4 separate regions of the Homo sapiens genome follow, and regions 1, 2 and 4 are each linked to region 3. Evidence: chromatin contacts called from ENCODE Hi-C or POLR2A ChIA-PET data. All regions are on one chromosome and are shown on one strand. Each heading gives the region's core, a stretch centred on a gene start or an enhancer-like site at or near the end of the contact. The rest is flanking DNA. Distances are from core to core; before and after follow the strand shown.

Region 1 (5,315 bases), core at 1,537-4,036, 1.3 Mb after region 3:
TCTTATACCCCAATCTGCCAGTAATTATTAGTATTTGTGCTCATTTTATCTCTCAGACTAAATTGTAGCTGGGGAGTAGCAAAGGATTAAAAGTCAGTATTAGGCTTTAAAAACAGAGAAACCATTTAAAAATGGATGAAGAGAAAGAATTGGGCCAGGTGCAGTGGCTCACACCTGTAATCCCAGCACTTTGGAAGGCCGAGGCAGGTGGATCACTTGAGACCAGGAGTTCGAGACCACCCTGGCCAACATGGTGAAACCTCATCTCTACTAAAACTACAAAAAATTAGCCGGTTGTGGTGGTGTGCCCCGGTAGTCCCAGCTACTTGGGAGGCTGAGGCATGAGAATCGCTTGAACCTGGGAGGCAGAGGTTGCAGTGAGCCGAGACTATGCCAGTGCACTCCAGCCGAGGTGACACAGTGAGACTGCCTTAAAAGAGAGAGAGAGAAGAAAAAAAGACTAGCCCTGTCCAATAGGAATATGAGAGCTACATGTGTAATTTTTAATTTTCTAGTAGTCACATTAAAAAAGCAGGTGAAATTAATTTAATAATACATTTTTATTTAACCCAGTACGTCAAAAATTATTTCAACGTAATCATATAAATTTATTAATGAGATTCTTATATATTTTAATACTAAATCTTCCAAATCTGGTGTGCAGAATGTACTCACAGCACAATCTCAGTTCAACTTGCCATATTTAAAGTGCTTTATAGCCATAAGTGGCTAGTGCTACTGTATTAGAAAGAAATTGAGATAAGGATAGCAACAGAGTCCTAGCCCTGGCTGACTACTGAGTAGCTTTGTTACCATAGACAAGACCTTTAACCACTCACTTCTGTGGTTTCCTTATCTGAAAAGAGGAGACATATTTTTCTTACCAACCACATAGGATTGTAATAGCATAAAATTAGAAACTGAAATGAGGACACTTTTGAAAGGTTGAAAATGTCATACAAATGGGAGGTATTATAATTATTCTAAGAATAAGGTAAACTCTGATGGCTCTAGTTCTTGCAGTGTTTCTTAGCACACCTATGATTTTTAATAACAGTTGCAGATACTTACTAGAAGTTGAAATACTAAAGGTTACAACTTCAGTGCTTCCGTGGAAAAATAATTCCCATATTAGCAAACCCATTTAAACTGGTGTGCTTTGAAATGGTTATTAATCTCTTCTTTAAGGAATCTGGATCCCAGAGTCTCCCAGGCTCCCCAATCTTTCTTCCCTGACATGACAGCAATAAAGCAGGGCTGAGGGAGGATGTTGATGTTCCCATTGGGGTAGAGGAGTGTGATAAAGACGCATTGTTCAGAAACAGAGACAAACTTCGGAGATTCGTCTGCAAGTTAATTAGGTCGTTGCGAATAAATAAGATGCTTTCAATACAGAGAGAAAGGATGAGGCGGGGCAACAAGCACAAGCATTTTGAGACCCACAGGATTGGGAAATGATGCAGGAACAACTGACCTGGCCATTTTTCTTTCTTTCTTTCTTTTCTTGGAAGCACATATGTTTATTGGTTTTTTAATCTGTGAACCAATAGGTCATTTATAAATGGATGTGCAAATCTGAAATCAAAATATCTGCAGTCAATTCAATTAGATAATTTTTGAAATCTATTTATTTTTAATATACTTTAAGTTCTAGGGTACATGTGCACAACGTGCAGATTTGTTACCTATGTATAGATATGCCATGTTGGTGTGCTGCACACATTAACTCGTCATTTACATTAAGTATATCTCCTAATGCTATCCCTCCCCCCTCCCCCCACCCCACGACAGGCCCCGGTGTGTGGTGTTCCCCACCCTGTGTCCAAGTGTTCTCATTGTTCAATTCCCACCTATGAGTGAGAACATGCGGTGTTTGGTTTTCTGTCCTTGCGATAGTTTGCTCAGAATGACGGTTTCCAGCTTCATCCGTGTCCCTACAAAGGACATGAACTCATCCTTTTTTATGGCTGCATAGTATTCCATGGTATATATGTGCCACATTTTCTTAATCCAGTCTATCATTGATGGACATTTGCATTGGTTCCAAGTCTTTGGTATTCTGAATAGTGCCACAATAAACATACATGTGCATGTGTCTTTATAGCAGCATGATTTATAATCCTTTGGGTATATACCCAGTAATGGGATGGCTGATGACCTGGCCATTTTTCTATTTACATAGTGCTTGCCCGCCACTGAGGTGCTTCTGTGACACCTGAGAGAGATAGAAATACGTTCCTCGTTGCTATGTCCTCCAGAGGACTCTGGAATGACCAATTATTACTAATATTTTAAGTGTTTTTTTAGGAGATTTTCTGCAGCACTCTGAGTGTCTCTTCCCAAACACTTCGGTTACTGTTTATTCACCTGCTGAGATCTGGTCTCTTATTCACTCTCATTGCCTTAAGAAATGGTACAGAAATGTATTCATTAACATTTCAGATTTGTATATGCGGTAGCGAGAAATAATTCCCTTTCTTGTGTGTCGTGATTTGCCTTTCTTGTCAGCCTAAGCTCAGGAAGGTGTCTGTGAGAACTTCGCTCAGCCCAAGATCCCTTTCCCTTCCCGTCACATCTGTTAGCGCACAAGATTTCTTCGTCTGTCTCCAAAGGTTTCTGAAGCCCCACCCTTTGCCCACGCACGGTGCCAAGGAGACTGTGCCCTGCCTTGACAACAGTTGCTAAGGGGCGGAGACTTCGGCTCGGTTCCCGAGACGGAATACCCAGGAGTCGAGTACTTGGGCGCATGCGGCAACCGTATCTCAGTTCTCGCGAGGTTTCGTCTTCCCGGAAGCGTTGGAGGACATTCCCTGTTGACTGCGTCGCGATGTGTGGCGACTGTGTGGAGAAGGAATATCCCAACCGGGTGAGCGACTGGGCGCTCCCTTGGCCCGCGGGCGGCCCCCGAGGTGTCTCATATCCAAGGCTGGCCTTCCCAGAGAGGCCGTACGTGGGGCGGACTCGGCCGCACTGCCGGTCCCGGTGACCCAGTAGCGGTATTTAGGCACACCAGGGATGGCCTGTGGCGGTCTGCACCTCTGGTACCCGCCCTGGCGGCTGACCTCAGTTGTAGTGGCCGTTCTCTTGAGCTCCAAGGAGCAACAGAGGAACCCCACCACCACCACAACCCCCGTCGACAACCGAGGGACTCCCCCACCCCCACTTCCGGTCTCATCCTCAAGCTCGATTTGATGAAGTACAATTTTCTTACCGAATTCTAGCGCTGGAGGGGACCTCTGTGGTCATCTGTTCTAACACTTTTGCAGATGAAGAAACCGATGCCCAGAGAGGGGAAATCACTTGCCCAAGTTCACATTCTAGTTGCATGGATGAGAGCCAGGACTAGAATTTAGGTTTCCTGCCTGTTACCGCCTTCTGAATCTCAGTTACTTTCAGGTTCAGGAGTTTGCAAAGCTTGTCTATTCTCATTCATTCAAGGCATCCTTGTTGAACATTTATATATGTGTAGTTAGATTACTTTGCTAGGCCAGAAAGGGATTATTTCTCCTCTCTTTGAGACAGGGTGCTGCTGTTGCCCAGGCTGGTCTCAAATTCCTGGGATCAAGTGATCCTCCCGCCTTGGCCTCCGAAAGTGCTGGGATTACTGGCATGAGCCACCACGTCCAGCTGGATTATTTGTTTCAGAGAAGAAATTAAAAGGCACCTTTGGTGCTGCCTAACAGCTTACAGTTTTGGGGAGTATGTGACTAACAAAAAATGAGTAGCTCAGTTCAGAAATGCTATTCAAGTTTAGGGAAAGGGGAGGGCAATAGGGGATAGTGCTGTTCTCCCCTGAGAAAAGGTGGACATCATCTAAGACTTGAAGGACAGTTGTAATTAGGGTAGAAAAGAAGGTGAGGAGCTGGAGGATGGGGGAAAATTACAGAAATGGAATTTGTGCATTGGTTGGGAAGGAGGGAGAAAGTCTCTGTAGTTCCTTATGTCTTAGTATCTTATGGGTAATACTTAGGCTTTTGAGTAGCATGTATAACAGTATGAATTCTCCTGTAGTACAACTACTTTGAAAAAGCGGGTGAGCCTTATAAAATACAGACATGACCCAGTGATTCCCATTCTAGAAAAATGCATGTGTATATGCTTCTGAAGACTTTTATAAATAAGTGTTCATAACAGCATTATTTTTGTAGTAGATTGGAAAAGTAACTGATACATTCATTAGAATGGAACACCATTAATGAATGAGGAATGGAAGTGAATGAATTAGAGCAGTAGTTCTCTACCAGGAGTGATTTTTGGCTCTTAGGAGACATTTGGCAATATCCAGAGACATTTTTTGGGTGTCAAAAGGGGAAGTACTACTGACTGCTAATGGGTGATGCAAGGGATGCCGCTAAACATCCAGCAATACATGGGACAGCCACCACAACAAAGTATCACTCCCAATGTCAATAGTGTGGAGGTAGAGAAACCCTGAATTATAGCCGTGAAACCAAACTAGAATTACACAGCAGCCTGAAAAGTCTTACAAATAGTGTTGATGAAAGAACACATAAAGTATAATTCAAAAAGAGGCAAACCAAAATATATTATTCAAGGATGTACCTGGGTGGTAAAACTGTAAGGAACGTATACAATTACTGTTAAGTCGAGATAGTGGTTACTCCTAAGGGATTAGGGTGTGATCAAGAAGGGTCACATGAGAAAAAGTCTTCCCGGGTGCAAGCAGTGTTTTATTTCTTGATTTGGGTGGTGGTTCTACAGATGTACACTTTATAATCATTTCTTGTTCGCTACATTTATGTTTCATGTACTTTACTATGTACTATTTCATTTTTTTAAAGTTTAAAAAGATTTTTATGAAACCAGTAATAAACATGAGCTATTATGAGACCATGAGGGAGGAGTTTGCAGTAGAGAATATTAAAGAGATTAGGTTGGATTCTTTTTTGTTGTTGTTTTTGTTTTTGAGATGGAGTCTTGCTCTGTCGCCCAGGTTGGAGTGCAGTGGCATGATCTCGGCTCACTGCAAGCTCCGCCTCACTGGTTCATGCCATTCTCCTGCCTCAGCCTCCCGAGTAGCTCGGACTGCAGGTGCCCACCACCATGCCCAGCTAATTTTTTTGTATTTTTAGTAGAGACAGGGTTTCGCCTTGTTAGCCAGGATGGTCTCGATCTCCTGACCTCGTGATCCACCTGCCTCGGCCTCCCAAAGTGCTAGGATTACAGGCGTGAGCCACCGCGCCGGGCCTTAGGTTGGATTCTTAAGAGTGGAGTTATTGTAAAACTTAAAAGTCATATTGAGAAGTTTAGAGTTTACATTTTAGGCATTGGGCCACCATCAAAATTTTAATAGA
Region 2 (4,958 bases), core at 1-2,500, 1.3 Mb after region 3:
TTGTTTTTTTGTTTTGCTTTTTTTTTTTTTTTGAAACAGGGTCTCGCTCTGCCACCCAGGCTGGAGTGCAGTGGCACAATCATAGCTCACTGCAGCCTCGACTTCTTGGGCTCAAGAGATCCTCCCACCTTAGCCTGTCGAGCAGCTGGGACTACAGGCATGCGCCACCACGCCCGGCTAATTTTTTTGATATTTAATAGAGATGAGGTCTTGCTATGTTGCCCAGGATGTTCTAACTCCTCAAGTGATCCTCCTGCCTCAGCCTCCCAAAGTGCTGGGGTTACAGGCGTGAGCCACCGTGCCCAGCACATGTCTTCTAAAAGCTGCTGTTTCTTCCTTTTTCAGGAGTTCTTTCCCATACTGTTCTTCTGGATGACTCCTCGTCATCCTTCGGATCTCAAATGAAAGGTCATTTAGAGAGGCTTGGCCTGACCATACAATTCAATTAGTTTCTTACCCCTTTAGTCTCTCTCATAGACCCTGTTATTTTCCTTCATCTCATTTATCACAAGTCTTCATATATTTATTGCGTTGGATACATTCAATTCTGTCGATTTTCTTAGAATGTAAGGTTTCCAAGGGAAGGGACTTCGTTTTGTTCACTTTTGTATTCCTAGAACCTAGCACAATGCCTGACACATAGCAGGTGTTCCATAAATATCTGCGGACTGACTGTCTATTTCACTTATCCTTGTTCCTTGTACTGCATTTCAGTTCTCGCTACTGCAGTGTAACCTCCAAGAGACAGGAGAAAATCATAATACCCCCCTCCCTCCATCACTGAGTGATACTGAGACGGCGTCCTTGCACGTTTGAGCAGCTGCTGCCTTCTCCTGGGAGGCTGTCAAGTACCCCAAGGTGCACAATAATTCTTTTAGTAATTGCCTGACTGAGGCAAATCAGTAGAGCTGTCAGAAATGCTTTCAAACTTAACATTCATTGGGTTCTTGGGCACCTGAAATTGCAAACAATTGCATTACAATTAAGTGAGAATTAGCAGAATGTTACAGTTCTTTAACAATTTGCGTAACAAACCGAGGCGTCCTACGCCATCTCGCTGAAATGAAATTCGGATGTAGACACCCTTGCGCTTCAGGACTCTACGCTCTTGCAGCAGCTCCTCTGCCCAATGGGGGGCGGCAGCATCTCAGTAACTCACTCGAAAGACGGGTAGGCGGGAGGAGACATTCGCGTTCAAAATCTTTTTGCCTCTATCCGCTCGCCGTAGCGCTTTAGCCCGCTCGAGTTTCAATGCGCGTTGTTGCTTAACGAAGCAGAGTCCTACACACTGTCTGCTGCTCTCCTGATCATGGCTTCTCCGAGTTCTTTCACCTACTATTGCCCTCCATCTTCCTCCCCCGTCTGGTCAGAGCCGCTGTACAGTCTGAGGCCCGAGCACGCGCGAGAGCGGTTGCAGGACGACTCGGTGGAAACAGTCACGTCCATAGAACAGGTGAGGTGGCAGGACTGGGCGAGGCGCCCGCGCGATGTGTTCTGGGAGCGCGAGTCCCGTTCGTAGGGCCGCCCGGGTGCGGAACTCACCGGGGAACTACGACTCCCACAGCGCACCGCGGTGCCTTTCCTCTGGGAAGCTCCGGGCGCCCAGGCTTGGGCTTCGTCGTGGAGCGTTTGCGCGGCCAGCTTGGGGAAGGGTCGTTTCAAGGTTGGGCTTGGAGGAGAGGGCAGTAGCCGAGTCCCCTCTGCCCTAAAGAACGAGAAGAATCGTGTTCTATGCCTGGAGGACAGAGGCAGCCCGTGCGGGTCGGACAGCCCACTCTGTTCTGCCAGTACTTCGGGAGGTTCTGGGGTGCATAGTGCACTTTTCCCAACCTGCCCTCAGCTTCTGGAGGCAGAGAGCAGGGCCAGGCTGCTGTCATGCCGTTTCACGATCTGTTTAATTTTTGACCTACAGTGCCAGGTTTGGGGGCCCGCCTCGTGGGTGGGCATTTTGGTAGTCATTCAGCCATTTGAGCACCAGCTACGTGTCGGACACAATATTAAACGATGGAAGTACAAGGAAATAAAACAGCTCCTGACCAGGAGCCTGGTTGGGGGACAGGCAGGAAAACAGTTTGGAAAGTGATCTAATAGAAAGAATGGATTTTGGACTACTAATCATTCCCTAAGGCCTAGAAGTAGGATCGAACCTATCATTTTGAAAAGTGTTTGGCGAATGAGTATATATTCATATGCCCAAAACCATAGTTTTGTTTTTCTTCTTATTCCCTAATTGGAATTGTTCCCAAGGTTGCTATGTGGAACTGTTTATCCATCTGTCCCTAGGAGAAGTGGTTAGGATAATTCTTAACACTAATAAATGAACATTCTGCTGCTTACTGAAATAAGATCTCTTAGTGAGATCAGTCTCCAGGCTTTACCTTGGAGAGACCTGTTTTGTATTTCCTACTTTAAGTTGGAAGCCTGTACTTTGGCAAAATTAGTAACAATAATTGTTTTATTGTACAGTTATGACTAAATAGAATTATAAATTTATAACAGAAACAAGGGCTTGATACGTGGTTATTCACAAAGTAGCAGAGAAAATATTTTAACTGGAGATTTAAACTTCATGGAATTTAGGGTAGCAAAGGAAATCCTCACCTCTCGAATCTAGCTAATTCTCCAGGTTGGTTTGCCTACCAGTGTGTCCCAGGGAAGGCTGACTGCAAAAGATTGTAAAGAAATTTCCCATTGATGAAAAACCTACAGGATCTTTGCAGAATTCCTAAATGATGGATTGCTGAGTTGATTCAGGTCAAGTGTTTTACTTATTATCTGACCTTAGACTATGGGATTGCCTTTTTTTTTTTTTTTTTTTTTGAGATGGGGTCTCGCCCTGTTGCCAGGCTGGGATGCACTGGCTTACTGCACCCTCCGCCTCCCGGGTTCACGCCATTCGCCTGCCTCAGCCTCCAGAGTAGCTGAGACTACAGGCGCCCACCACCACGCCTGGCTAATTTTTGTATTTTAGTAGAGACAGGTTTCACCATGTGGCCAGGCTGGTTTTGAACTCCTGACCTCCAGTGATCTGCCCTCCTCGGCCTCCTAGAGTGCTGGGATTACAGTCGTGAGCCACTGCTCCTGGTGCGAGTATCTTTCAAATCTAGACCCAACGGTATGGCAGACAGTAAAGAATCTTATATTTCTTTTTCATGTTGTTATTCCAGCACACATTATTAGAGTCTAGGATGAACAGTTTCAGGTAGTAGGATGATAATGTTGTATCTCATTTTTGTGGCCTTCCTCACTGTTTTAATAATCATGTTAGTGACCATTTATTGAGTCTCAGCACAGTGCTAAATGCTCTCCATATGTGGTATCATTCAATCCTTTCACTTTTTATGGATGAGAAGACTGAGGTTTAGAGACCTACCACATTGGTAGGTTAATGATACATTCATCAAAAGTAACAACCTTGTTAGGAGGAGTTGTTTACAGAGGATATACTAGTACTCTTTCAGTTTTAACTAAAGCTTCCATTTACTGATAGCTCAATTTTGTGCCATTGCCAGTAAAAACAAATTGATGGCTGACACCTGTAATCCCAGCACTTTGGGAGTTCGAGGCGGGAAGATCACCTGAGCCCAAGAGACCAACTTGGGCAACATAGCAAGACCCTGTCTCTACCAAAAAAAAAAAAAAAAAAAAAAGTAGCTGAGCGTGGTGGCATGCACCTGTAGTCCCAGCTACTTGGGAAGCTGAGGTGGGTGAATTGTTTTTGAGCTCAGAAGTTCACAGATGAGCCATGATCGAGCCACGGTACTCTAGCCTGGGCAACAGAGTAAAACCCTGTCTCTTAAAACAAAAAACGACTATACTGATTTTGGTACTGGCCTGGGCAACATAGCAAGACCCTGTGTCTATTTAAGATGAAAGCTTTTCAAATTAAAAAAAAAAACAAACAAAAAATAAATGCTTGTTACCTGCTTCCTATCTGATTATCAGAAGACTCGGTTTATTTGTTAAGCAATAATTTGGTAATAGGAGTTAAACCTATAAATAGTGGAAGGAGTCCTTAGCTGTGAGTCGTCTGTTCCATTCGTTGATTCTCATTCATTCAGCAAATACTTGAGCGCCTTCTACGTGCCAGGCACTGTTCTAGACACTCGGCATAAGTTGTTAAACAAAAGAGGCCAAGTTGATGCCTTTATGAAACTGTTTCTAGGCCAATGAGGCAGTCAATTAAAAGAGTTAATATCTATAGCTATCTCAATATAAAATGTTAATTAGAAACGCTGTGGAGAGTAACACCTTGGGATAGAGGGGATAGGGTGTGTCAGGAATGGGTGGGGTGGGAGCAGGGGAGGTCTTCATATAAGGTGTTAAGGGGAACCCTCTGGTGACAACACATGTGATCTGAGACCTGAAGTCTCAGATGAGGGAGGAAGCCATCATGGATCTGGTGCAAGAGTATTCTGGGCAGAGAAAGCAGCAAGCACAAAGGACCAAGGCAGCAGAATGCCAGGTGAGCAGGGGGCTTAGCAAACCAGAGAGTAGGAGATGGGTCGGATCATGTAGGGTCTCATTGGCCTTTGGAAGTACTTTAAAATACCCTGACTGAGATGGAGAGCCACTTGGCTGTATACCTGCCATTTACTGCCCCAGATTCACTTGGCCCTTTTCTAGCCTGCTCTGTAGATGTGCCCCAGGAGGGGGCCCTGCACTGACAGGTTGCCTTGCTTTATGGCTGCGGGCCATGGGAAGTATTGCTGGGGGTGACCGAGAAGGAGAAGAATGAGACCACTGTATTTCTTCCCTCCTGCAGGCTTGTGTGGGGTGGGGTTTCCTTAGACTTAAGGTCACATTTCCTGTCATGTGCCTTCTCTGCGGAGCTCTTTGTCTCCCTCCCTCTCCATCCTTCACACCTTCAGGTCTATGAGGAGTTCAGGTACCCCTGATTTACCAGCTCCAGATACTGCATTTTCTCTTGTGGTTTCCCTACACCTGCCCACATCTTT
Region 3 (4,900 bases), core at 224-2,723:
AGTAACTGGTGCCTACTGCGATGTCTTTCCTCTAGATCATTTTACCTTGGTAACAATCGATTAATTCACTTCTAGGTGTGTTTTATTGACTTTTTTTTTTCTCTTTTTTGAGACGTTGTCTCACTCTGTCGCCCAGGCTGGAGTACAGTAGCACGATCTTGGCTCACTGCAACCTCTGCCTCCCGGGTTCAAGCGATTCTCCTGCCTCAGCCTCCCGAGTAGCTGGGACTACAGGCGCCCGCCACATTTTTGCATTCGTAGTAGAGACGGGGGTTTCACCATGTTGACCAGGCTGGTCTCGAACTCCTGACCTCGTGATCCGCCCGCCTCGGCCTCCCAAAGTGCTGGGATTACTGGCGTGAGCCACCGCGCCCAGGCTTTTATTGACTTTAAATAATTTCAAATTAATAAAGAAAACGGCCGGGCACGGTGGCTCACGCCTGTAATCCCAGCACTTTGGGAGGCAGAGGCGAGTGGATCACCTGAAGTCAGGAGTTCGAGACCGGCCTGACCAGTATGGTGAAATCCCGTCTCTACTAAAAATACAAAAATTAGCCGGGCGTGGTGCCAGGCGCCTATAATCCCGGCTACTCGGGAGGCTGAGGCTGGAGAATCGCTTGAACCCGGGGGGCGGAGGTTGCAGTAAGCCGAGATCGCCCCACTGCACTCCAGCCTGCGCGACAGCCTGAGACTCCATCTCAAAAAAAAAAAAAAAAAAGAAAAAGAAAAAGAAAAACAAAAAAGAAAACAGGAGCAACATTTTACAAATTATACCATCTTTTAATTTTACATCCATGGAAGCTGAATGCCACAATTTGTCAGAGACAAGCTAAAGAAAACACAAGAATGAGTAATGTCTAACACTGCTTCGCGTGAAAATGAGAACACTCACAGTACCTACCTCTTTAGATAGCCATGTGGTTTAAATGATATAATAGACCAGTTGCTGGTATCATACCACATCCCATACTACGGGTCGTCTCTTCCCAAGTGAAAATCTGCTTTCTGGCCTACAAAAGGATTATACTAAACCCTTTTAGTGGTGGGGAGAGTATCCGTGGAGAGGAAAGAGCAGGAGGAAACAGGTCTTTCCCTGAAAATGAGCAAGGGCGTTTGGCTTTTATTGAAAAACGCCCCAGAGGAAGTACTGGGAACTGCACCGGCAACAGCAGCCTGACCCGCAGAAGTTTCTTTGGCCAGGGCCAGCACAGGTTTGACCTGGTGGCTCCGACGGCGGAGCGAGACTGCCAACACGTGCACACTCCGTCCAGACCTCCCACTTCCCTCCGCGCTCCCGCGATAGCTGTCCAGCAACTCTAGCTTTCTAGACTCAACCACGGCGTCGCCGCTCGTCGAGAGGGCTGCCCATCCCGGGGACCCGCCCAGCCTGGCCCAGCAAAATGTACCTTAGTAGCCTCAACCTGTACCGGAGAAAACGCAGGCTGCGCGGCGGCTTAGAGCGGTCAAGTGGAACCCCGCCTCGACCTCTCTGATTGGGTAATGCGCACAAGAAAATCAAGAGGATTGGTCGGCTGCAGAGAGGCGGCCCGTAACGCGACGCGAAAGAAGTGGGGCATAGCGGCCCGGGGAATTCTTGCTAGCTTCCGATTGGACGAAAGCAGAACGCCTGCCCCTTCGTAGACCCAGCGTACGTACAACGCTCACACCACCACGCCGTACGCTGCGTTAGCGGAAGTTTAATGGCCCCATTGGTGGGATGCGTGGCCAATAAAGGGCAAGAATAAGGCGGATTCCGCCTTCCTCGTGGCTGACTGGATGCATCCGCTGGTACTGATTTACGTGAGTTTCAGCATTTAGACGTTCCGAGTTTCCACCGAGCCAGAGTTGGGTAGAGAGTTATTAAGATGACTAGGAGACTAATGCGGGGAGAAATAATTTAGTAGTTAGACTCAGGCCCTGAAACTACCACTCGTGTTCAGAAAGTCTACGTAATACCTTATTGTTTTCACGCGAAGAAACCAGCCCTTCAGGCCGGGCTGAATGTGGTTTAGGGATTCTCTGGCTGTCATTGGGTGAAAAAGCGATCAGTTTGAAGGTAGCTCCGCCTGGGCTCTAGGGAACTCTGGGATTTGTAGTCCGGAACTTTCGAGTCCTGTAGCTTTAAATGTGGTTGTTGCTACTGAGTTCTTTCATGTTGTTAATAACACCCATTGACATTTATTGTGGTTTGTTGGACTTTTTATCCTTTCGTTTATCAGCAGCATTAAAGACAACATTTAAGAAATGTGTAAACACTGCATGTATGTTCGTAAACAATAAATGTTAGTGTTTCCAACAATTTACTGCTGTGCCTAGCTGTATACTATATGTTCATGCTTACTGTACTAAGTAGATACTAAAATTATTTGTTTCTAAAACTTTTGCTGTTACAACAAAACAGTCTGATTTTCATATTAGTGTCCATTTACGATTATTTGAACCCTACATTTAGCAATTATGTGTACTGTGATGGCATAGGTAGCAGCTGCTTACATGAATCAAGTGTTGTTATGACATGAAGCAGAACTGGCTGCTATCTTCACAGGAAAATAGGGCTATGCTTAAAATGTCAAGCAAGACCACCATCAGGAGGAATACACATTGTATATTATTAAAGACTGTATTATAGTGTCTATTTTCAGCCTTTATTAAAACAGTTTTAGGACAGGCTTTTCCTGAGTCTATAGAATCCTGAACTCTTCTGTGAGCTAATTTAGCGGTATTTCATTTTTGTGTCTAGCAAAAGTAAAACCATTAATAAATACCAAAAACTTGCTGAGTAGACTTTTCGCTTTCGAAAAATTTTAATATTTTTTTCCTATTTTACATGTAATACAAACTTTCGACTGTAGAAGAAAAAAACATGATTTCGGATGTATGTAATACTTCTACACTTCTAGATTAAAATTAAGTACACTTTACAGAATTAAAGCTAAGCAAAAACTGCGTTCATTACTGATGCTTGTAATTATTGCATTTTTGTTTAAAATATCGAATTATTTTTGTCATTTTTGTATCTTATTTCTAAATGATTAGAGAAGGTTTCAGGTTGTTTGTAAAGGAAACATTACCGATTTAGCTCTTTGTTTTGTTTTGTTTTGGAGACAGGGTCTCGCTCTGTCATCCAGGCTGGAGTGCACTGGCAGGAGGTGGGATCATGGTTCACTGCAGCCTCGACGTCCTGGGCTCAAGTGAGCCTGCCACCTCAGCCTCCTGAATTGCTGAGACTACTGGCACACGCCACCAAGCCCAGATTTTTTTTTTTTTTTTTTTTTTTTGAGATGGAGTCTCGCTCTGTCGCCCAGGCTGGAGTGCAGTGGCGCGATCTCAGCTCACTACAACCTCCGCCTCCCGGGTTCAAGAGATTCTCCTGCCTCAGCCTCCCAAGTAGCTGGGACTACAGGCACATGCCACCATGCCCGGCTAATCTTTTGTATTTTTAGTAGAGACGGGGTTTCACTGTGTTAGCCAGGATGGTCTCAAACTCCTGAGCTTGTGATCCACCTGCCTCGGCCTCCCAAAGTGCTAGGATTACAGGCGTGAGCCACTGCGCCCGGCCATATTTTTTGTGTAGACAGAGATTCGCTATGTTGCCCAGGCTGGTCTCGAACTCCTGAGTTCAAACGAGGCTCCTGCCTCGGCTTCCCAAAGTGCTGGGATTACAAGCTTATGCTCGTTTTTATTCCCAATAAATGAAGAGCGAAATTGGGTGTAAATCATCGATATATTTATCCTTGTAATATTCTATGTGATGTAGTAGGTGAAACATATGGATGGGTGAAGATGACTCTGGCAAAAATGCAGAATTATATTTTTAATGCTTTTCATTAGCTAGCATTTTAATGGTATTTTCCTTTTGCCTCTTATTTTAAATCAGTAGTTCATTTAACATGTTAATTAAATGTCATATAACTAAGAATAAACACCATTAAAAACTGAATCAAGGCTACTGTGGTTAGCGCTGTTTAGCTGAATGATAGATCAGCTGAGTGACTAAACTGTGGCCACATTTGGCTGATTTAAATTCTAAGTGTTCTCTCAGCACTTTTGGAAGCTTCTAAAATGTTTCATTTGTTTATTTTTGAGACAGAGTCTCCCTCTGTCACCCAGGCTGGAGTGCAGTGGCACAATCTCGGCTTATTGCAACCTCCACCTCCCAGGTTCAAGCAATTCTCATGCTTCAGCCTCCCGAATAGCAGGGATTACAGGCGCGTGCCACCACACCCAGCTAATTTTTTCTATTTTCAGCAGACACTGGGTTTTGCTATGTTGGCCAGGCTGGTCTTGAGCTCCTGGCCTCAAGAGATCCACCTGTCTTGGCCTCCCAAAGTGCTGGGATTACAGGTGTGAACCACTGAGCCGGCCAAAATGTTCTATTTTAAAGAAAAAAATTATTATTTTGAGAATTTAAAAAACATATTTAAACAGGCACCATTACTACCTTTAACAGTGTGAACCTGTGAATCATCTTTGTACTCTGTTGGGAAATAGTTTAAGAAGTGAACTCAGGCTGGGTATGGTAGTGCACACCTGTAATCCCAGCAGTTTGGGAGGCTGAAATGGGAGGATTGCTTCAGCCCAGGAGACAGAGGTTACAATGAATCATCATCTCAACACTGCACTCCAGCCTGGATGACAGAGTGAGACCCTGTCTAAAACAAAACTAAACAAAAAAAAGAACCAAGTAAACTCAAAGTGAGATGAATGAAACGACTCTTGAGATGCAGGAAGAGAATATTAGAACCCTTATTTGTATGTCCTTTTTATTCTCAACATTTTTCTTTACATTTCTGTGTTTTTAAATTTTTTACATATAACAATATAAGCTTTTTTAAAAATCTTTTTTTGTTTGTTTGTTTTTTGTTTTGTTTTGAGACAGAGTTTCGCTGTTGTTGCCAAG
Region 4 (4,880 bases), core at 424-2,923, 1.5 Mb after region 3:
ACATTAATATCAAAACCCTAAGAAATTATTGATAACACTCTATGGTCTCATCCATCACCTTTCAGCAAAGCTGTCTCTGCAATGCCACTTTTCTTCAGCTATTTTTTAATTTTCTTTATACCTTTTCTTCAAATACAGAGAATCAGACCATAATAACTTTATGTGACACTTTGATGATGTAACGTTTGGCTCCTCTACATTTCCAATTTTTGCATTAGAATACCATGTTGTGCTAGATTCTACGGGTCTATAGCAGTCACATGACTTGGTTAAAGGCGATTACCGCATGTGGCTTCAGCTTCACACAATTATACAGATATGGTTTAAAACCTACTTGTTCCTAAATAAATCTTCTGACCACTTTGCCCTGAAATAATACTACCAGACCAGAATGCTGCATTTCTCATTTCCACTTACATAGTGGCATCTGGATCCCCTATCTGAAAACTACAGAACAATTCAATTCTTTGCATACAGCTCCTCTTACTCACCTAGAATCACTGAACTTATCACCTGAGAATCTAGAATAATGGGATTTGCAACCCCCCCACCCTCCAGAACCAGGCCCCACCTCACCTTAGTGGTTAACATTAGAGTTTACTACAATATTAAAAGTAATAGTACGATCTCTTTTTCTCTCTGACCCCAAAAAGGAATAGAACTGAACGGAAATAAAAATGAAATGGAGAGTAGGAGACGTACCGCAGATTGAAACCTCGGTTGCTCTTCCTGGAATAAGAGAGAAAAAAAAAAATAGAAAATATAGAAGTTATTTTTACACTTAACATTCAATAATAAGAAAGAAAATGCCGGCGGCAGAGGAAGCGGAGGGTGGGGAGTCAGCCCGACACCCCTTCCTCCCTCCCCACCCCTTGCCCCCACCCTTCCACCCTCGGCGGGATCCGGTAGCAGGGTAGAGGGGTCCCGAGCGCCGCCCCTCCTTCCGGGATCCGACCTGGGCCAGAGGGGTCCCGAGCACTGTCTCCTCCCTGCAGACCCAGCTCGGGCATCTAGGCACCCCCAACCCCTCTCCGCCCTTCCCCGGCCCCCAGGATCCGCGGGTCACGGGAGGAGAGGATCGCAGTCCGAAGGGGCAGGTCCTGAACGCCGTCCCCTTCCCCTGGATCCGGACAATGGGATCCCGGGCGCCCCCCATCCTTGTCCCCCGGATCCTGAGCCGGGGAAGGTGGGAGCGGGAGGCCGCAGCACCCTCCCGCAAGGGAGGAGGTGGGGGTCCCAGAAGCCGCGTGTCTTCCCCCAACCTCCAGTCCCAGGAGGCCGCTCCGGCCAGGAGCCGGAGGGGAGCGAACCGGGAACGCGACGGAGGCACTCCTGGCCCCGAGGGGAAGGGGAAGGAGGCGGCGGCAGCCCGGCCCCCTCCCGCCGTCGCCCCGCTAAGAGCCCCGGCCGCTGTCCCCGCCTGACAACCCGCACGGGAAGGAAGAAGCCCCAGGACTCACGTCGCTCTCCACCTCGATGTCATCGTTATCGCTCATTTCCTACGGCCCAGGGAGCGGCCACTGCAGCGGCGGCGGGGAGGGGAAGGGGTGAAGGGGAGGGGGAAGTCACCGACAACAACAAGCCGAGTCCCCCCCACACACACACTCACTCACTCACTCACTCGCTCTCTCACTCACACACACACACAACACGGGCAAGAACCACCTCCTCACTGCAGCACCGGATCAACGGCGGCACGCACGCCCGGTCGGCCCCCGCCACGTGACCAGGCTCGCAGCGCTGGGGCAGCCGAGACTTGTAGTTCTTGTCCCTCTAACAGACGGCCCGGGTAGCTCCAGAAAAACTACAAATCCCGGAAGAAACCGCATCCAGGCGACGCCAGCCCGGCTTGTTGACGGAGCCCAAGGCGCCTGCGCGTCCCGGGGAGGGGGGGGGGGGCGGGGGGGGGCGGGGAGAGCCGCGGCGCGGCGCCTCCTGGGAGTCGTAGTCCGCAGACCGCGAGTTGTCAGGAGATTTTCCTCCCGAGGCGGCAGAGGAGGCTGCTGGGAAGACAGGACACGTGGAGGGAGCTGGAACTCCTGGAGCCGGGCACCGTCTGCGCGCTGGACGCCGGGCCCAGGGGACTGGGTGGAGTCTCTGGGGGAGTAGCCGGCTGTCTAAATAATGCTGCCTCTCTTTGGTGTGACTGGTTATACTTTGTCTTCTTCATACGGAGTGGTTCCGTTTTGCGCCTAGGGGCGTAACCCGCCCGGGAGGGAATCTGGCTGCGGCGGACCAGGGGGCGCGGCTCGGGATGCCTGCGCGAACCCTCGGGGGCTGGTGGGGAGGTGTCAGTGGCAGGTGTTTCGTGGTGCTACCGGACAGGCAGAATGACCGACCTCGCCGGGCGACCGCTCCCAGCCGCGAGAATCCTGTATTCGTTTATCTGGGAGTGACCATCCTCGCTACTCAGCTACTCACGTGAGGCTCCAGCGTTCACACAACGCGAACCCTCAACCACTATGGACGTGGAAGTAAAAGCCCCTTCAGAGTTTGTTGTAGCCCAGACAGTTTAGGCAATATCCCAGCTCAGAGTACCATAATTAAGATTGCAAAAAGGATCAATATGGGAAACTTTTGCAGTTCCCTGTCCAGTTAAAATCATATTTATATACTGTGGCATGAAGTGTAATCACATGCATTCCACCGATATTTATTGAACACCTAACTTGCCACAAGGGGATGCCATAACGGATAAGACCAAAACCATCCCTGCCTTCATGCAGCTCACAGCTGTGCAAGCAAGCGTGCCGGTCCTGCCGCCATTGTAAGAGTGTGCAACAAGTCCCATGGGAAGGAAGAAAACCATAACAGACACTTTCCACCCTGAGACAAAGTACCCATACTACTCCTTTACATCTGGTCTCCAAAGTGAATGACATCTTGAGCTTTTCCCATGAGTTACTGATTCCCGGATGAATACCATATTATCCCTGACTTTTGAATGTGGAAATTTGGGGATATGTCACACACAATTCTTGTGACACACATTCCTCAACGTGAGCATGTCATCTATGCTGAAAAGACAAATGTAAATGTGGTAATTTTTCCTTTACATTTTTTCCTTTAATATCTATTGTATTTCTTTCTCTCTCTCTTTTTTTTTTTTTTTTTTTTTGAGACGGAGTCTTACTTTGTCGCCCAGGCTAGAGTGCAGTGGCGCAATCTTGGCTCACTGCAACCTCCCTCTCCCGGATTCAAGCGATTCTCCTGCCTCAGCCTCCCGAGTAGCTGGGGCAGGCGCCCGCCACCGCGCCCAGCTAATCTTTGTATTTTTAGTAGAGACAGGGTTTCACCAACTTGGCCAGGCTGGTCTCGAAACTCCTGACCTCGTGATACACCCGCCTCGGCCTCCCAAAGTGCTCACGTGCTCACGCCTATAGCGTGAGCCACCGCTCGCGGTCTAATATCTGTTGTATTTCTTATTCAGTGATCCAGTCCTACTAAGTCTGCACATCTTTGCAAGTGAACTTACCTTTTCTACATGCTTTTGTCTCATAGTGTTCCTTTCCTGCTGAGTTGGGGAGACAGATATAAGCAGACCATTATGTGATAAGAGCTGATGGGCTATTGGGGAGACAGACGGCCACTTTTGAGTGAGTTAATTAACTGGATACTAGAAGTTAAAGCTAATTGATGATTACAACAGACAGTTCTTGGGTGCCTGCTATGAACAGAGCACTCTAGGGCAACCCCGGCTACAAGTTAAAATCATCCTAGGAGCTTAAAAAAGTTCCCATCCCCAGGCCACACCCCAAACCAATTAAGCCAGAACCTCTGAAGGGGAGATCCAGACTGAAGGATTTTTTTTTCCAGACTGAAGGATTTTTTAAAGCTCTTCCAGTAATTCCAGTGTGCACCCAAGACTGAGAACCACAGCTATAGACGATGCCAGAATAAATAAGATAGTTTCCCATTGAACTGTATGCTTTTAAAGAGTGAATTTTATGGTATGTCAATAACTATATTCCAATAAAACTGTTATAAAAGAAAAATAAGATAATCTTTACCCATGTGGAATTTAAAACCTGACAGGAGTAAATTATCAACTCAAATAATTGTGATGAAGACAAATTATGTAAGTGTCAAATTGTTTGTATAGACAGTGAATGCTGTAAGAGCTCAGAGGAGGAAGAAGGAGTGCCAGGTATGAGGTGGGGTTGGGGAGGTGTTGGTGACCAGGGAAGTCTTCTGAGGTTGTCAGTTGCATTAGGGTAAGGGCTGGGTCTGCAAAGGCCACGTAACATTTTGCTTATCGTGAATAACGTGGACTGAGGTGAGGAGGAAAGGCTTTCCTGGTAGGGAGACTGGAGATTTTAACACATCTCCTTTTAGGAATCAATAGAATATGAAGACCTGTCAACCTGATTAAGAAATTTGACCTAATAGACATAACACTGCACCCAACAGTTGTAGAATATGTTGTCTTCAAGCACTCATGGAACATTTACAAAAATTGACCATGTACTTAGCTATAAGGCAAATCTCAACAAGTGGTTTTTTTTGTTTTGTTTTGTTTTTTTGAGATGGAGTTTCGCTCTTGTTGCTCAGGCTGGAGTGCAATGGCGTGATCTCGGTTCACTACAACCTCCGTCTCCCGGGTTCAAGCAATTCTCCTGCCTCAGCCTCCCGAGTAGCTGGGATTACAGGCATGAGCCACCACGCCCGGCTAACGTTGTATTTTCTGTAGAGATGGAGTGTCTCCATGTTGGTCAGGCTGGTCTCGAACTCCTGACCTCAGGTGATCTGCCTGTCTCGGCCTCCCAAAGTGCTGGAATTACAGGTGTGAGCCACCCTGCCCAGCCAAATCTCAACAAGTTTTAAAGGACTATAATATTAGTGTATTCTTGGACCTAGTGCAATTAAAGTAGAAAAATAAC

The links. A loop is a pair of places that touch in the nucleus more often than their neighbours do. ChIA-PET counts read pairs that join two places held with the same protein, here RNA polymerase II (POLR2A). Pooled maps may share reads with other maps.
Region 1: a map of B cell shows a loop between it and region 3 (36-fold over the local background). The contact joins the promoter of CHURC1 here to the promoter of WDR89 in region 3. A Hi-C loop is called at or near these places in 4 of 168 maps with a recorded cell type or tissue (B cell, CD8-positive, alpha-beta T cell, ascending aorta and 1 more) and 15 of 50 pooled maps.
Region 2: a map of CD8-positive, alpha-beta T cell shows a loop between it and region 3 (5-fold over the local background). The contact joins the promoter of FNTB here to the promoter of WDR89 in region 3. A Hi-C loop is called at or near these places in 1 of 168 maps with a recorded cell type or tissue (CD8-positive, alpha-beta T cell) and 12 of 50 pooled maps. POLR2A ChIA-PET finds 5 or more read pairs at or near these places in 2 of 52 experiments (CD8-positive, alpha-beta memory T cell and activated T-cell).
Region 4: a map of CD8-positive, alpha-beta T cell shows a loop between it and region 3 (18-fold over the local background). The contact joins the promoter of MAX here to the promoter of WDR89 in region 3. A Hi-C loop is called at or near these places in 5 of 168 maps with a recorded cell type or tissue (B cell, CD8-positive, alpha-beta T cell and naive thymus-derived CD4-positive, alpha-beta T cell), 1 of 37 single-sample maps with no recorded cell type and 16 of 50 pooled maps. POLR2A ChIA-PET finds 5 or more read pairs at or near these places in 1 of 52 experiments (T-cell).

What each region holds. Positions count from the first base shown.
Region 1 is chr14:64,911,669-64,916,983 of GRCh38, forward strand. It overlaps CHURC1 (churchill domain containing 1), which reads left to right and starts at 2,787. Exons shown (of 4, transcript NM_001386928.1): 1 at 2,787-2,866. The coding sequence starts at 2,828. It overlaps CHURC1-FNTB (CHURC1-FNTB readthrough), which reads left to right and starts at 2,693. Exons shown (of 14, transcript NM_001202559.1): 1 at 2,693-2,866. The coding sequence starts at 2,747. RefSeq lists enhancers at 2,587-2,636, 2,787-3,056.
Region 2 is chr14:64,985,645-64,990,602 of GRCh38, forward strand. FNTB (farnesyltransferase, CAAX box, subunit beta) reads left to right here and starts at 1,251. Exons shown (of 12, transcript NM_002028.4): 1 at 1,251-1,453. The coding sequence starts at 1,310. All of the region lies in intron 3 of CHURC1-FNTB (CHURC1-FNTB readthrough), which reads left to right. It overlaps LOC107984655 (a long non-coding RNA gene), which reads right to left and starts at 1,469. Exons shown (of 2, transcript XR_001750792.2): 1 at 1,036-1,469; 2 at 1-955. RefSeq lists an enhancer at 4,884-4,958.
Region 3 is chr14:63,640,398-63,645,297 of GRCh38, forward strand. It overlaps WDR89 (WD repeat domain 89), which reads right to left and starts at 1,474. Exons shown (of 3, transcript NM_080666.4): 1 at 1,407-1,474. LOC105370532 (a long non-coding RNA gene) reads left to right here and starts at 1,664. Exons shown (of 3, transcript XR_001750790.3): 1 at 1,664-1,800. RefSeq lists enhancers at 1,062-1,721, 1,276-1,375, 1,786-2,055.
Region 4 is chr14:65,100,844-65,105,723 of GRCh38, forward strand. MAX (MYC associated factor X) reads right to left here and starts at 1,674. Exons shown (of 5, transcript NM_002382.5): 1 at 1,461-1,674; 2 at 703-729. The coding sequence starts at 1,496. RefSeq lists enhancers at 745-1,245, 1,939-2,088 and a silencer at 1,259-1,608.